Linked DNA regions of Homo sapiens: region 2 is linked to region 1. Evidence: chromatin contacts called from ENCODE Hi-C or POLR2A ChIA-PET data. All regions are on one chromosome and are shown on one strand. The core of a region is the stretch at or near the end of the contact, and the rest is flanking DNA. Distances in the headings are between cores, read along the strand shown.

Region 1 (6,757 bases), core at 953-3,452:
GCAGTGGGGCGACTGCAGCTCACTGCAACCTCCACCTCTGGGGTTCAAGCGATTCTTCTGCCTCAGCCTCTCAAGTAGTTGGGACTACAGGCACGTGCTACCATGCCCAGCTAATTTTTTTTTTTCATTTGAAGACAAGAGTCTCGTTCTGTCACCCAGGCTGGAGTGCAGCGGCACAATCTCAGTTCACTGCAACCTCCACCTCCCAGGTTCAAGAAATTCTCCTGCCTCAGCCTCCCAAGTAGCTGGGATTACAACAGCTGTGAGCCATCGCGCCTGGCACAACTTACAATTTTTTGACTTCATGATAGCATAAAAGCAATGTGTGCTTAGTAAAAACCACACTTCAGCAGAGTATTCAATAAATTACATAAGACATTCAATACTTTATTAAAACAGGCTTCGTGTTAGACGAGTTTCCCCAACTACAGGCTAAGGCGTTCTGAACAAGCTTAAGATGGACCATGCTAAGCTGTGATGTTTGGGAGATTAGGTGTATTAAACACATTTCAACTTGCAATACTTTCAACCTATGATGTACTCACCGGAATGTAACCCATTGTAAACTGAGGAACACCTGTACTCACCCCACTGGAAGGGATGTGGGAGGAAGGTCAAGCGCCTCTTCCAGGTCAGAAGGGGCAGAGGTTGGATACAAACCAGGCAGCCTGGGTCCATGGTAAAAGAACCTCCACTAAGTGAGGCTGGGGCTGAATCCCACGTTTCCTGCCTCAAGGAGATTGCAGCAGGCCCCCCTCTTTTCCCCTCTCTCCAGAGCGAGTCACCCCCTGGCTCCCAGACAGCCACACCTGGTGAAGGAGAATGCGGTGACAATGGAGAGAACCCCCAGGTTCAGTAAGCTGCCTCGTCTGGCTCACTACACCTAGCTGTGGGGAGATCTCCTCGTCAGTCACCTCAGCCTTTGGCGCACAGAAGGGTCCAGGGTCCCCTGCTCAGAGGCTAACACTGGCCGAAGAGAAAGGCAATTTCAGTTGGGGTGACTGTGGCAGGAAGGGGCTCACTCTGGCCCCACCAAGGTGAGGTGGGGACCAAGTGATAGAGCCCTGATCCACCCACTCTCTGAAACTTCTTTGCTAATAAAACATTCCTACTACGCTTGTGTTTTGTTTGGGGTAGAGGGTGCAATCGACAAACACGACCCCCCGCCTCAAAAAGGAAAAGCTTCGTTTGGCAAGACCGCACGGCCAGGATTTCCAGAGTGCGGAGGATCGGTGACCGCCTGGGAGCCACTCAAGAAACCTGGAGAAACCCTAGTCGTATAACCCAGACAAGAACCTGAGTTAACTTGAAACACAAACGCTTTATTTAAAGGAGCATCTCAGTTACGTGTGGCGGACAAAAAAAAGGAGCAGACTGTGACAGACCATTCCCATCGGCCAAGTGGTCGAACCCGACATCCAAGACCCTGTAAACAGACCCAAACATGAGATGTTGACAGGCCCCGCAGCAATTGGCAAACTCCCGCCTCCCTCTTGTCAGTCTCTGTATGTAGACTCTGCCTCCCAAACCCTCTCACCCTGGGCTTAACGAAGCCTCCCTACCACCAACCAAAGGTCTATCAAAGGGGTGTCCTCTTTGCACCCACCAGCGAGCAGCCAAGCTCAGCGCAACCTCCGGGCTTCTCGCTCTGACTCCAAAAGGGTGAGCACGTCGCCCTCGCGCACGGGGCCTTTTACATTGCGGATGATGGATCGGCTCGTGTCGTCCATGAATTCCACGCGCACCTACGGGTCCCCACCGGAGTGGAGGAAGAAGTAAGGGCGGGCCGCGGAAAGGCACCGCGGAGTGGGAAGCAGATATGAATTCAGAGAACGTGTCGGGGCCAGAATACAGATCGTTAAAGGGAACCATCAGAACCCCGTGATGAAATGAGAATCGGCTCCCGGATTCCGGCTGGCAGGGGTTAGGGCAGGGTAGAGGTCACATCAGGGTTTAGGTCGCCGGCAGTCGGCCAAATGCCCCCACCCGATTACCTGCGTGCACTGTCCCTGAGAACCGGTCCTGCCCAGGACCTTGGTGACCTGGAGGAAAGAAGCTGGGTTCAGACCCGGCCCGTTTGGCTCCTCTAATCCCTCCCCCTGCCCCCAAATTCGGGCCCCCACCTCACCCTGGCCAGCTTGATAGGCTGCACACGGCTGGTGTCCATGATGGCGGCGCGGCGGCGGTCTGGCGGAGAGGAGTCACGTGCTTCGGGGAGAGCCTTTATAGGACGTTCTAGCACCGCCCACTCCCGTCTCGCGATACCACGCCGCGTCTTTCCCAGCAGCCCCAGCGGTGGAGACGTCACCGGCTGCGCCCTTCAGTATCGCGGACGGAAGATGGCGTCCGCCACCCGTCTCATCCAGCGGCTGCGGAACTGGGCGTCCGGGGTGCGCGGGGCGGACAGGGCTGCACCATGGGGGGCTTCGGGCTCCGTGTGTCCGGGACCCGCTCCTGCTCCTCACCTCCCTCCTAAGCCGGGACCCTTCGCTCTCCCCGAATCTCCCTGGGAACCCCCAGCTAGTCACCCCTTCAGCCCGGGACCCTCTCCTGGCCTGGGAACCACTCAGGCCTGGGATTTCCCCAGTCCCCGACCTTCTTAGCCTTGGATCTGTGGGCCCGGACTCTGGCTTTGCTCTTCACCTGCAGGACCCACATCCGTTTCCCCGAGTGTTCATCCCCTGCCTTCCCTTAAAATGCGCATCCCCGGACCATCCCTGGTCCCTTGCCCTCTCCTTTCCTCTCTCCTGGGGTGCCTTGCAGGCCGACCTCTCCTCTCCTCTTCCCACAGCATGACCTGCAGGGGAAGCTGCAGCTACGCTACCAGGAGATCTCCAAGCGGTGAGCAGGCCCCGCTCGCTGCCCAGCCTCTGGCTCTGTCCTTTCTCCACCAAAAACGAAATCTGTGTTCCTTTAGACCCCTGAAACGGAGGGCTGACATCCTGCCACCAGTCCCCTGCCAGGCTGTGGAGGCAGAGGTTTGCCTTTAACCTTGCTGAACTCCGGAGGACAGCCCTCCTGAAACAGCGAGGCCGGGCGTGCATTCTGACTGGCAATCAGGCTAGATTTGCAGTGCTCAGCGTGGCCATGTTAGTCAGTGTTATCCCCAAGCTACAGATGAAAAAAGAGGTCCAGAGAGGCGAAATCATTTGCCTCAAGTCACTCAGAAGCTAAAAAGTGGCAGCGGGGACTTGAACCCAGAAGTGTCCTGATTTCAGACTCATTTATATTAAAATATTAGTTGATATTTACAAGCCCCCGTCATGTATGACCTCAGCCTTGGGTTTAACTTTGTGAACCAGGAAAGTTCTTATCCACATTCTTTCATGGACGCCACATTCTAGGGAGAAGCATAGTAGGGAAACAAACACAGCAGGTAGTATTGTTCTGGAATGCTTTGAAGACAAAACAAAATAAGTGGAAGCTGGAGGGTGGCTACGTAAAGTCAGATGATTGGGAAAGATCTTTCTTTGGAAATTGACAGTTGAGTCCCCTGAATGATGGGAAGGACCCATTCAAAGAATAATTATTGAAAAAACATTCTGACCGGGCGCGGTGGCTCACGCTTGTGATCCCAGCACTTGGGGAGGCTGAGGCAGGCGGATCACGAGGTCAGGAGTTTGAGACCAGCCTGGCCAACACAGTGAAACACAGTAAAACCCCCTCTCTACTAGAAATACAAAAATTAGCCGGGCGTGGTGGCGCGCGCGGGTAGTCCCAGCTACTCGGGAGGTTGAGGCAGGAGAATCGCTTGAACACAGGAGGTGGATATTGCAGTGAGCTGAGATCGCACCACTGCACTCCAGCCTGGGTGACAGAACAACACTCTGTCTCAAAAAAATAAAAAAGAAAAAACATTCTGAGCAGAGGGAACAGGAAGGGCTAAGAGTGTCAGGCTGGACAGAGCCTGAGTGGAAGGAGGCCAGTATGGATGGAACCCATTGAGGGAAAGGGATAATGGTATAATCTATGAAGTCAAAGGGTAGGCAGAGGTAAGGCAGTCATTGAGGATTATAATGAAAGGAAGAAAAATAGCATTAAAATAATGAAATTTATGTAAATGCCTATATGTTGTGACTAATTCCAAATATTAGAAGTATCAAACTTTGTTTTCAACTTTTTTTTTTTTTTTTTTTTGAGACGGAGTTTTGCTCTTATTGCCCAGGCTGGAGTGCAATGGCACAATCTCAGCTCACTGCAATCTCCATCTCCCGGGTTCAAGCGATTCTCCTGCCTCAGCCTCCCAAGTAGCTGGGATTACAGGCATGTGCCACCACGCCTGACTAATTTTTTGTATTTTTAGTAGAAACGGGGTTTCACCATGTTGGCCAGTCTGGTCTCGAACTCCTGACTTCATAATCCGCCTGCCTCGGCCTCCCAAAGTGCTGGGATTACAGGTGTGAGCCACTGCGCCCGGCTTGTTTTCAACTTTAACGTTAAGTTCTGGGGTACATTTGCAGTTTTGTTACAAAGGTAAACGTGCCATGGTAGTTTGCTGCAAAGATCAAAGATCAACCTATCACTTAGGTATTAAGCCCAGCATCCATTAGCTATTCTTCCTGATGCTCTCTCCCCCCCAACCCCCGACCCCCCTAGTTGGCTTTCTATCAGGGTAGTTGTGGGCCAGTTGAGGAAATGGCTTTGTGAAAGTTTTGACTTTTTTAGGATGACGGCACCCTCTAGTGATTCATCTGGATGTTTTATTGGTCTTTTTTTTTTTTTCTTTTTTGAGACAGAGTCTCACTCTGTCGCCAAGCTGGAGTGCAGTGGCGGATCTGAGATCACTGCAATCTCCGCCTCCCGGGTTCAAGTGATTCTCCTGCCTCAGCCTCCCGAGTAGCTGGGGCTACAGGCGTGCACCACCACACCCAGCTAATTTTTGTATTTTTAGTAGTGACGGGGTTTCACCATGTTTGCCAGGATGGTCTGATCTCTTGACCTCGTGATCTGCCCGCCTCGGCCTCCCAAAGTGCTGGGATTACAGGTGTGAGCCACCGCGCCTGGCCTTTTTTTTTTTTTTTTTTTTTTTTTTTTGTAAGACTGGGTTTCTGTGACCCAGGCTGGAGTGCAGTGGCACAATCATAGCTCACTGCAGCCTCGAACTTCCAGGCCTAAGTGATCCTCCTGGTCCAGCGTACCAAGTAGCTGGGATTACAGGCACATGTTACCGTGCCTGGCTAATTTTTAAATTTTTGTATAGAGACAAGGTCTTACCATGTTGCCCAAGCTGGTCTTAAACTCCTGGCCTCTGACTGGGCATGGTGGCTCATGCCTGTAATCCCAGCACTTTGGGAGGCCGAGGCAGGCGGATCACAAGGTCAGAAGTTTGAGACCAGCCTGGCCAACATAGTGAAAACCCATCTCTACTAAAAATACAAAAATTAGCCAGCATGGTGGCACACGCCTGTATTCCCAGCTACCTGGGAGGCTGATGCAGGAAAATCGCTTGAACCTGGGAGGCGGAGGTTGCAGTGAGCCGAGATCGCACCACAGCACTCTAGCCTGGGCGACAGAGCGAGACTCCATCTCAAAAAAAAACAAACAAAAAAAACACTCCTGGCCTCAAGCAATCCTTCCACCTTGGCCTCCCAAGGTATGAGCCACCACATCCAGCCTCCTTAAGCAAAGTCTTTCACATAATATATTGCTTTTAATATTAAACATTTTTTACTTTATGTTTCTTATTTTTAAAAAATACAGTGACTAACACTTGTTTTAAGAAAAAGGCCAGGAGTGGTGGCTCACGCCTGTAATCCCAGCACTTTGGGAGGCCAAGGTGAGAGGATAACTTAAGGCCAGGAATTCGACATCAACCTGGGCAACATAGCAAGACCCCCGACTCCACAAAAACAATAGAAAAATTGTTTTTAGCCAGATGTGGTAGTGTGCGCCTGTAGTTCCAGCTACTTGAGAGGCTGAGGCGGGAGCATTGCTTGAGCCCAGGAGGTTGAGGCTGCAGTGAGCTATGATCACACCTCAAGCGATCATATGATTGCATATATCATCCAGGCTGCAGTGCATATGATCACTGCCTCAGAAAAAAATTAAATTCCGGGAAACAGTTCCCAGACAAAAAAGTGACTTAGAAACATGGCTAAGTGGAAACAGATCAATTTACGGTTTTTGCTGTCTTCTCTCCTCCCTCTCTCTGGAAAGCCCGTCTTTTGTTTTGAGCTTTTTTTGTTTTTTGAGATGGAGTCTCGCTCTGTCGCCCAGGCTGGAGTGTAGTGGCGTGATCTCAGCTCACTGCAACCTCTGCCTCCCACCACCATGCTTGGCTAATTTTTGTATTTTAGTAGAGATGGGGTTTGCAGTGTTGGCCAGGCTGGTTTCGAACACCTGACCTCAAGTGATCCACCCACCTCGGCCTCCCAAAGTGCTGGGATTACAGGCATGAGCCACCCTGCCCATCCTTGTTTTGAGCATTTCTTTTAAGGCCTCAGGCTTCCAGGTAAATCCAGCCCAGGGTTTAGTTCAAGCCAAGACCGAGCTCTGTTCACCCCTCTCTGGGCTCCAGAGAGGAGTTGCCTGGCCACATGGTGGCAGGAAATGCAGAGATCTTGACAGGCTCCAAGGCTAAGGTGTTCTTGAATAATGGGCCTTGATCCTAGCAGGGTTCTCCAGAGACTTCCTGAGATAACAGGAAACGCAGGGCGTCCAGAGCCTGGCTTTAGGGGAAAAAGCCACTCAGAGTGGACAAAGTCAAGTGAGGCTGGCTGCCAAGCTCAGCCGTGGGGTGGGGGGCATGGGGACATGT
Region 2 (7,309 bases), core at 4,571-7,070, 3.2 Mb before region 1:
TATTGCATTGTAGATAGATTGCAACATATGAATTTCAGGGGGCCATAAACATTCAGACCATAGCACCCTCCCATCCTTCTCCCAACACTTGCTACATTCTAGGCATCTTCCTTATTTTCTGTGCCAATTCTCACCACAGGGCTTTGCGTTCTCTGTTCCTTCTGCCAGGAACACTGTTCCCCATGGACTTCATGTTATTCCGGTCTCAGCTCCACTGTTCCTAATCAGGATGCCCTTCCTGACCTCCCTGGCCAAGGCACCACCCCTTCACCGTGCTTGGCTTGGTTCCTCATTCACCATGACTCAGTCTCCCTCCTGTCTCCCAAGGCTGAGCACAGGATTTGGTGCAAAGCTGACACTTGGCAGTGGTTTGTTGAATGACTGAGTGGAGTAACACCCTCAACTCAGTGTCCTGGGAGCCCCCACTCATGCCAGATCACACAAGGGATCCAAAGAGAGCCCCTCACAGCACTTGTCATGTGGTCCTGGACAGATAACAGTTTCCTTAAGAGCCAGTGGTTCTGAGATGGAGAAGCCCGGGGTGCTGTGGGAGCCGAGTGGGCAGGTGGGGCTTCCTGGGGGAGGTAAGGAGAGCAGAGGACGCTGGGCAGAGGGAGCAGTGTGTACCAGGAAATGCGGTGCAGTGAGTGGGGGCACCTGATTAAAGAGCTTGATCTCAAACCTCTTGGTTGGTGGGGAGAGCTATGCCGGGGGTGGGGGGGCAGAGATTTAAGAAGAAGGAATCGGGTTGGAATCATGTTTCTGGAAGAATCTGCAATTGGAAACGTGTCTCCTGGCAGCCGTGTGGATGCTGTTGGATGGGGAGAGGGGCTAGGGGACCAGGGTCGTGGGTCCAGGTGAGAGATGGCTTGAGACCAGCAGCAGAATGTGGGGGGGAGGGTTGTTTTTAGTTCATTTCTTCATTTTGCAAAGCAATGCACTAAAAAGCCAAACAGCATGTAAAAGCACACAGTGACGAGTCCTCTGCTTCTACCCAGGCCCCGTGCGCTGCCCCTGACGCCGCCCGTCTCCCTCCCCAGAGGTGACTATTTCCATGTCTCCTTCCAGAGAGGTTCTATACATTTGCAAGCAGATCTCTCTCTCTCTCTCTCTTTTTTTTTTTGGCATCTGTATCCTTTGTATTTAAATATCCTTCTCCCCCGTCTTATGGAGTAAAATACAGCCAGGCACAGTGGCTCATGCCTGTAATCCCAGCACTTTGGGAGGCTGAGGCAGATGGATTGCTTGAGCCCAGGAGTTCGAGACCAGCCTGGGCAACATGGCAAGACCCCATCTCTACCAAAAAAATACGAAAATTAGCTGGGAGTGGTGGTGCACACCTGTAGCCCCAGCTACTCAGGAGGCTGAGGCAGGAGGGTGGCTTGAACTCAGGAAGTCAAGTCTGTAGTGAGCCGTGATCATACCACTGCACACCAGACTGGGTGACAGAGCAAGATCCTGTCTGTTTAAAAAAAAGAAGTTCTTTAGCCAGGCATGGTGGCTTACGCCTGTAATCCCAGCACTTTGGAAGGCCGAGGCAGGCAGATCACCAGAGGTTGGGAGTTCGAGACCAGCCTGACCAACATGGAGAAACCTCGTCTCTACTAAAAATACAAAAAGAATTATCCAGGCATGGTGGTGCATGCCTGTAATCCTAGCTACTTGCGAGGGTGAGGCAGGAGAATCACTTGAACCCAGGAGGTGGAGGTTGCAGTGAGCCGAGATCGCGCCATTGCACTCCAGCCTGGGCAACAAGAGCGAAACTCCATCTCAAAAAAAAAAAAGTTTCTTTAGTAGCAGGGCATTATATACATGTACCTTGCCTTTTACAAATTTCATTTAATACAACTAGAAGTCACTGATCCATCTCAAATTTTTTTGTTGTTTTTTTGAGACAGAGCCTTGCTCTGTCGCCCATGCTGGAGTGCAGTGGCACAATCTCGGCTCACTACAACCTCCTCCTCCCAGGTTCAAGCAATTCTTGTGCCTCAGCCTCCCATGTAGCAGGGACTACAGGCGTGTGCCACCACGCCTGGCTAATTTTTGTATTTCTAGTAGAGACGGGGTTTCACCATGTTGGCCAGGCTGGTCTTGAACTCCTGGCCTCAAGTGATCCACCACCCTCGGCCTCCCAAAGTGCTGGGATTACAGGCATGAGCCACTGCGCCCGGCCTGCTCATCTCAATTTTTTTTAACTTGAAAGGATGAATGATATATGTTCTAATAGCTGTCCACTGTTTTGTTTCAAAAGCAAGTGCATTTTGTTAAAAAAAAAAAAACTTTGTCAGCGGGGCGCAGTGGCTTATGCCTGTAATCCCAATGCTTTGGGAGGCTGAGGCAGGTGGATCACCTGAGGTTGGGAGTTTGAGACCAGCCTGACCAACATGGAGAAACCCTGTCTCTACTAAAAATACAGACATTAGCCAGACGTGGTGGTGCATGCCTGTAATCCCAGCTACTCGGGAGGCTGAGGCAGCAGAATCACTTGAACCCAGGAGGTGGAGGTTGCGGTGAGCTGAGATCAAGCCCCATTGCACTCCAGCCTAGGCAACAAGAGCGAAACTCTGTCCCAAAAAAAAAAAAAAAAAATTGTCTAGTGTTTTTGAATTATGTTCAAGGTATAAAATTTTAAAAGATAAAAAAGGTATTCCTTCCCACCCTGTCCTCCACAGAGGTGAAAGCTATCATTTGCTTCTAGTGTCTCCTTCCTGGGATATTCTGTATATGTGAAGTTATTTTTCTTTTTTTAATTCACAAGCACTGAGCACTTATTATTTGCCAGGGACTGTGCTACATATTTTACAACCACCCAAAGTTAGGTTCATGCCCATAATCCTAGTGCTTTGGGAGGCCAAGGCAGGCGGATCACCTGAGGCCAGGAATTTGAGACCAGCCAGGCCAACATAGCAAAACCCTATCTCTACTAAAAATACAAAAAATTAGCCGGGCATGGTGGCAGGCGCCTGTAGTCCCAGCTACTTGGGAGGCCGACGCAGGAGAATCGCTTGAACCCAGGAGGCGGAGGCTATAGTGAGCCGAGATCATGCCATTGCACTCCAGCCTGGGTAATGAGCAAAACTCCATTTCAAAAATTAAAAAAATAAAATTAGCCAGGCATAGTGGTGTGCACCTGTAGACCCAGCTACTTGGGAGACTGAGGTAGGAAGATCACTTGAGCCCAGGAGTTCAAGGCTACAGTGAGCTATGATCATGCCACCATTCTCCAGCATGGATGACAGAGAGGGAGACCCCCATCCCTAAAAAAAAAAAAAAAATCGGAATTAAGTGCTGTTATCATCCCTATTGTGCATCTGGAGAAACTGAGGCACACAGGTACAGTGACTTGGCCAAGGTCACACAGCTTGTGACAGAGCCAGGATTTTGACAAAGGTGGGCTGGTTCTAGGGTAGTTCCCTCAGGGTGAGCATCCTAAAGATTGGTGGTTATTGCCAAATGGGACAGAGGGAGGAGGGGACAGGTTGGAGGGCCGTGTACCAGATCCAGGAGAGGTGTCCTGAATTCCCTGGTATCCCCCTTTCTGTTTCTCTGTCCCCAGTTCCTCTGTAGGGGATTGGGGGTTACAAGATTATATCCCTACTCTCCCTTGCAGGTTCCTTTGCCCAAAGACTCAACAGGTGCAGCAGATCCCCCCCAGCCCCACATCGTAGGTAAGTCCGAGAGCATGGGGGCAGCCAAGTCTCTAACCTTACCCAGGCCCTGCCAGGTTCTCGCTGGGCCTAGGCTGGGCTCCCTGGGCCTCTGGGCCGAGTCCCTTGCAGGGCACAGGGCATGTATGTCTCCACACCAGGAATCCAGAGTCCCGATCAGCAGGCCGCCCTGGCCCGCCACAATCCAGCCCGGCCTGTCTTTGTTGAGGGCCCCTTCTCCCTGTGGCTCCGCAACAAGTGTGTGTATTACCACATCCTCAGAGCTGACTTGCTGCCCCCGGAGGAGAGGGTGAGGGCTTAAAGCAAAGCATGTGTTGGGGCTGGGGAGTGGGCTGGCACTACCCTGAGGGTGCATGGGAGAGGCTGGAGGAGGGAGACCGAGAGAGCCCTGGCCTCTGACCCCGCCTGCACTCCCCACCTTGGAGTAGGAAGTGGAAGAGACGCCGGAGGAGTGGAACCTCTACTACCCGATGCAGCTGGACCTGGAGTATGTGAGGAGTGGCTGGGACAACTACGAGTTTGACATCAATGAAGGTAAAAACTGGGCCAGGTGCGGTGGCTCACATGTGTGCTCGTAATCCCAGCCCTCCTACAGGCTGAGGTGGGAGGATCACTTGAGCCCAGGAGTTGAGGTTGCAGTGAACTATTATAGAGCCACTGCACTCCAGCCTACATGATAGACCCTGTGTCAAAAAAAAAAAAAAAAAAGGCAAAAACCTGGACAGGCAGGACTTCCAAACATTCCAAACACCACCCAGGATGAGGGGCGGCCTCTGGGGTCAAGGGGTAGGCCCAGGCTGAGACGCAGTCCACTTACACCCTCGTCCTCCGGCCGCACACACTCATTTGCCCCAGGGGCTCCAGACCTGAGGTCACCCAGCCCTGTTGGCCCTTGTTCATTCCCTCCCTCCTACAACTCTGTGCTGGCTACTGGGTGTCACCAGGACAAACCTAGTCCCTCGAGTCAGCAAGGGAACAGGCAAATTACACTTTGGGGAGCTTAGGAGAGGAGCATGCCTTGAGTGGGGGGTCAGGAGGCCTTCCTGGCAGAATACAGAAAAACCAGGAGTCATCGCCCGGGTGAAGTGTGGAGTGGGCAGCCTAGGCAGCGGGGCTAGCTTGTGCAAAGGTTTGGAGGCACAAGAAAGTGGAAGGAAGCCGGGCACAGTGGCTCACGCCTGTAATCCCAGCACTCTGGGAGGCTGAGGCGGGTAGATCATTTGAGGTCAGGAATTCGAGACCAGCCTGGCCAACATGGTGAAACCCCATCTCTACTAAAAATTTAAAAATTAGCCCGGCGTGGTGCTGTGCACCTGTAATCCCAGCTCCTCGGGAGGCCGAGGCAGGAGAATCACTTGAACCTGGGAGGCGGATGTTGCAGTGAGCCGAGATCTCGCCACTGCACTCCAGCCTGGGTGACACAGCGAGACTCCGTCTCAAAAAAAAAAAAAAAAAAAAAAAGGAAGTGGAAGGGAGTGTAAAATACCTCAAAAAGGTGTAGGCATGGGTTAGCCGCTGCAGCCCCCACTGTGCAAACCTTAAGGGTGCATGTCTTCCAACAGTGGAGGAAGGCCCTGTCTTCGCCATGTGCATGGCGGGTGCTCATGACCAGGCGACGATGGCTAAGTGGATCCAGGGCCTGCAGGAGACCAACCCAACCCTGGCCCAGATCCCCGTGGTCTTCCGCCTCGCCGGGTCCACCCGGGAGCTCCAGACATCCTCTGCAGGGCTGGAGGAGCCGCCCCTGCCCGAGGACCACCAGGAAGAAGACGACAACCTGCAGCGACAGCAGCAGGGCCAGAGCTAGTCTGAGCCGGCGCGAGGGCACGGGCTGTGGCCCGAGGAGGCGGTGGACTGAAGGCATGAGATGCCCTTTGAGTGTACAGCAAATCAATGTTTTCCTGCTTGGGGCTCTCTTCCCTCATCTCTAGCAGTATGGCATCCCCTCCCCAGGATCTCGGGCTGCCAGCGATGGGCAGGCGAGACCCCTCCAGAATCTGCAGGCGCCTCTGGTTCTCCGAATTCAAATAAAAAGGGGCGGGAGCGCTGTTGGTTGTGCGCATGCGCAGTTTCCATTCTTGGTCTCCTTTTGGCGCCCTGGGGCAGCGAGAGACCGTGAGAAATTTCTCGGCGGCGCCGAAGATGCGCGCCACTTCCGGTCTGGCTCCTAACAACGGGGGAGGCTGGTAACCAGGGTGGGGGGGATGGCGGAGCGGGCGCTAGAGCCCGAGGCGGAGGCGGAGGCTGAGGCGGGCGCGGGCGGGGAGGCAGCAGCCGAGGAGGGCGCAGCGGGCCGAAAGGCGCGGGGCCGGCCGCGACTCACGGAGTCGGACCGGGCCCGGCGACGGCTCGAGTCCCGGAAGAAGTACGACGTGCGGCGCGTGTACCTGGGCGAGGCGCACGGGCCCTGGGTGGACCTGCGGCGCCGCAGCGGCTGGAGCGACGCCAAGCTCGCCGCCTACCTCATCTCTCTGGAGCGCGGCCAGCGGAGCGGCCGCCACGGGTGAGGGGGCCTGGCCCCGAGGGAGGGAGGGAGGAGACGCCCCCAGACCCCGCCGGGCTTTACCCCGCCCCCTCCGCTTCTAGGGCCAGCCCCCGGCACCTGCGGACCCCGCCCAGGAGCCGGGCCGGCGGCCTGGGTCTCGTACTGCCTGGCCGGGACGCGCCTGGCTCGTGGCCCCGCCTCCCATCGTTCCGACTGCCCAATCCTAGGGTGCACCCAGCCCCTCGACCCGCCTTCTGAGCGCTTGGCCCCGCCCGCTAGAACTCTGGCGGCCCAATCCTGGGACTGGCCCCACCTCCAGGCCTTGTAACTAACCAGGCCCTGGGGGGGCAGCCCCGCCCCCTCACCGGTCTCATCCTCCCCCGCTTAGTTCCCCACCTGGCCTGGGACTCTGGACACCCTGGGGCACTCAGCCCTGCCCTTCTTGAAGTTCTGGTGCCCCATCTGGGACTCCGTATGGCCCCATTCCCACAACCCTAGATCCAACACATCCGGGGGACCCTTCACAACCTGGACTGCACTCCCCTAAACCTATTTCTGTGAAGCAACTCAGCCCAGGGAGACTCGGATGAAGAGGAAACCCCTAGTTAGCTTGGCAGGTGGAGGGCAGAGAGGCCTGTCTTTGTAAATTCTCAGTCTTGAGAAGGAGCAGTGTGGATGGAGTTTTTCCCTTCCTGCCTTATATGTTGATGTGATGATTGAGTTAAAATAGGCAAAGAGCTTAGAAGAGTGCCTGGCAGGTAGTGGGTTCCCTAAGTATTAACTTTTACGAGGATGACGTTTATTCCGTATCACAAGCAGTGCCGCAAGGAAATCCTTGTTCTGCCCTGGTTTTCAGGTACACATGTTCTCATGTTTCTCTGGGGGGAGATTCTGAGAGTCAAGAATCAAACAGATCCTGCTAAGTTATACCCACCCCTTTCCCAGGACAGCAGGCTGGCTTATATGCTCAAGAGCAGGACTGGAAATGCTGGGAGCGCAAAGATACCTGCCTCATGGAGCGGACATTCTGGTGGGCAGAGGGGATGGCTTGTTCAAAGGTCTGGGGGGTTTTTTTGTTCGTTTTTCTTTTCTTTTCTTTTTTTTTGAGACAGAGTCTTGCTCTGTCGCCCAGGCTGGAGTGCAGTGGCACGATCTC

What was found. Hi-C counts contacts between places; a loop is a spot of excess contacts on that map. ChIA-PET counts read pairs that join two places held with the same protein, here RNA polymerase II (POLR2A). Pooled maps may share reads with other maps.
Region 2: a loop to region 1 is called in a map of CD4-positive, alpha-beta T cell, with 27 times the contacts of the local background. The contact joins the promoter of ZNF653 here to the promoter of RPS28 in region 1. A Hi-C loop is called at or near these places in 1 of 168 maps with a recorded cell type or tissue (CD4-positive, alpha-beta T cell) and 2 of 50 pooled maps. POLR2A ChIA-PET finds 5 or more read pairs at or near these places in 1 of 52 experiments (activated T-cell).

What each region holds. Positions count from the first base shown.
Region 1 is chr19:8,316,941-8,323,697 of GRCh38, reverse strand. It overlaps RPS28 (ribosomal protein S28), which reads right to left and starts at 2,202. Exons shown (of 4, transcript NM_001031.5): 1 at 2,129-2,202; 2 at 1,995-2,042; 3 at 1,607-1,745; 4 at 358-1,426. The coding sequence starts at 2,167. The coding sequence ends at 1,623. It overlaps NDUFA7 (NADH:ubiquinone oxidoreductase subunit A7), which reads left to right and starts at 2,323. Exons shown (of 4, transcript NM_005001.5): 1 at 2,323-2,390; 2 at 2,792-2,841. The coding sequence starts at 2,340. It overlaps KANK3 (KN motif and ankyrin repeat domains 3), which reads left to right. Exons shown (of 11, transcript NM_198471.3): 11 at 776-1,114. The coding sequence ends at 859. RefSeq lists enhancers at 334-1,299, 1,300-2,267, 2,174-2,413, 2,268-3,235, 3,236-4,203.
Region 2 is chr19:11,504,350-11,511,658 of GRCh38, reverse strand. ZNF653 (zinc finger protein 653) reads left to right here and starts at 5,820. Exons shown (of 9, transcript NM_138783.4): 1 at 5,820-6,171. The coding sequence starts at 5,873. ECSIT (ECSIT signaling integrator) reads left to right here. Exons shown (of 8, transcript NM_016581.5): 5 at 3,611-3,668; 6 at 3,809-3,957; 7 at 4,097-4,202; 8 at 5,231-5,730. The coding sequence ends at 5,475. RefSeq lists enhancers at 3,425-4,202, 6,655-6,724 and silencers at 5,625-5,674, 5,835-6,504.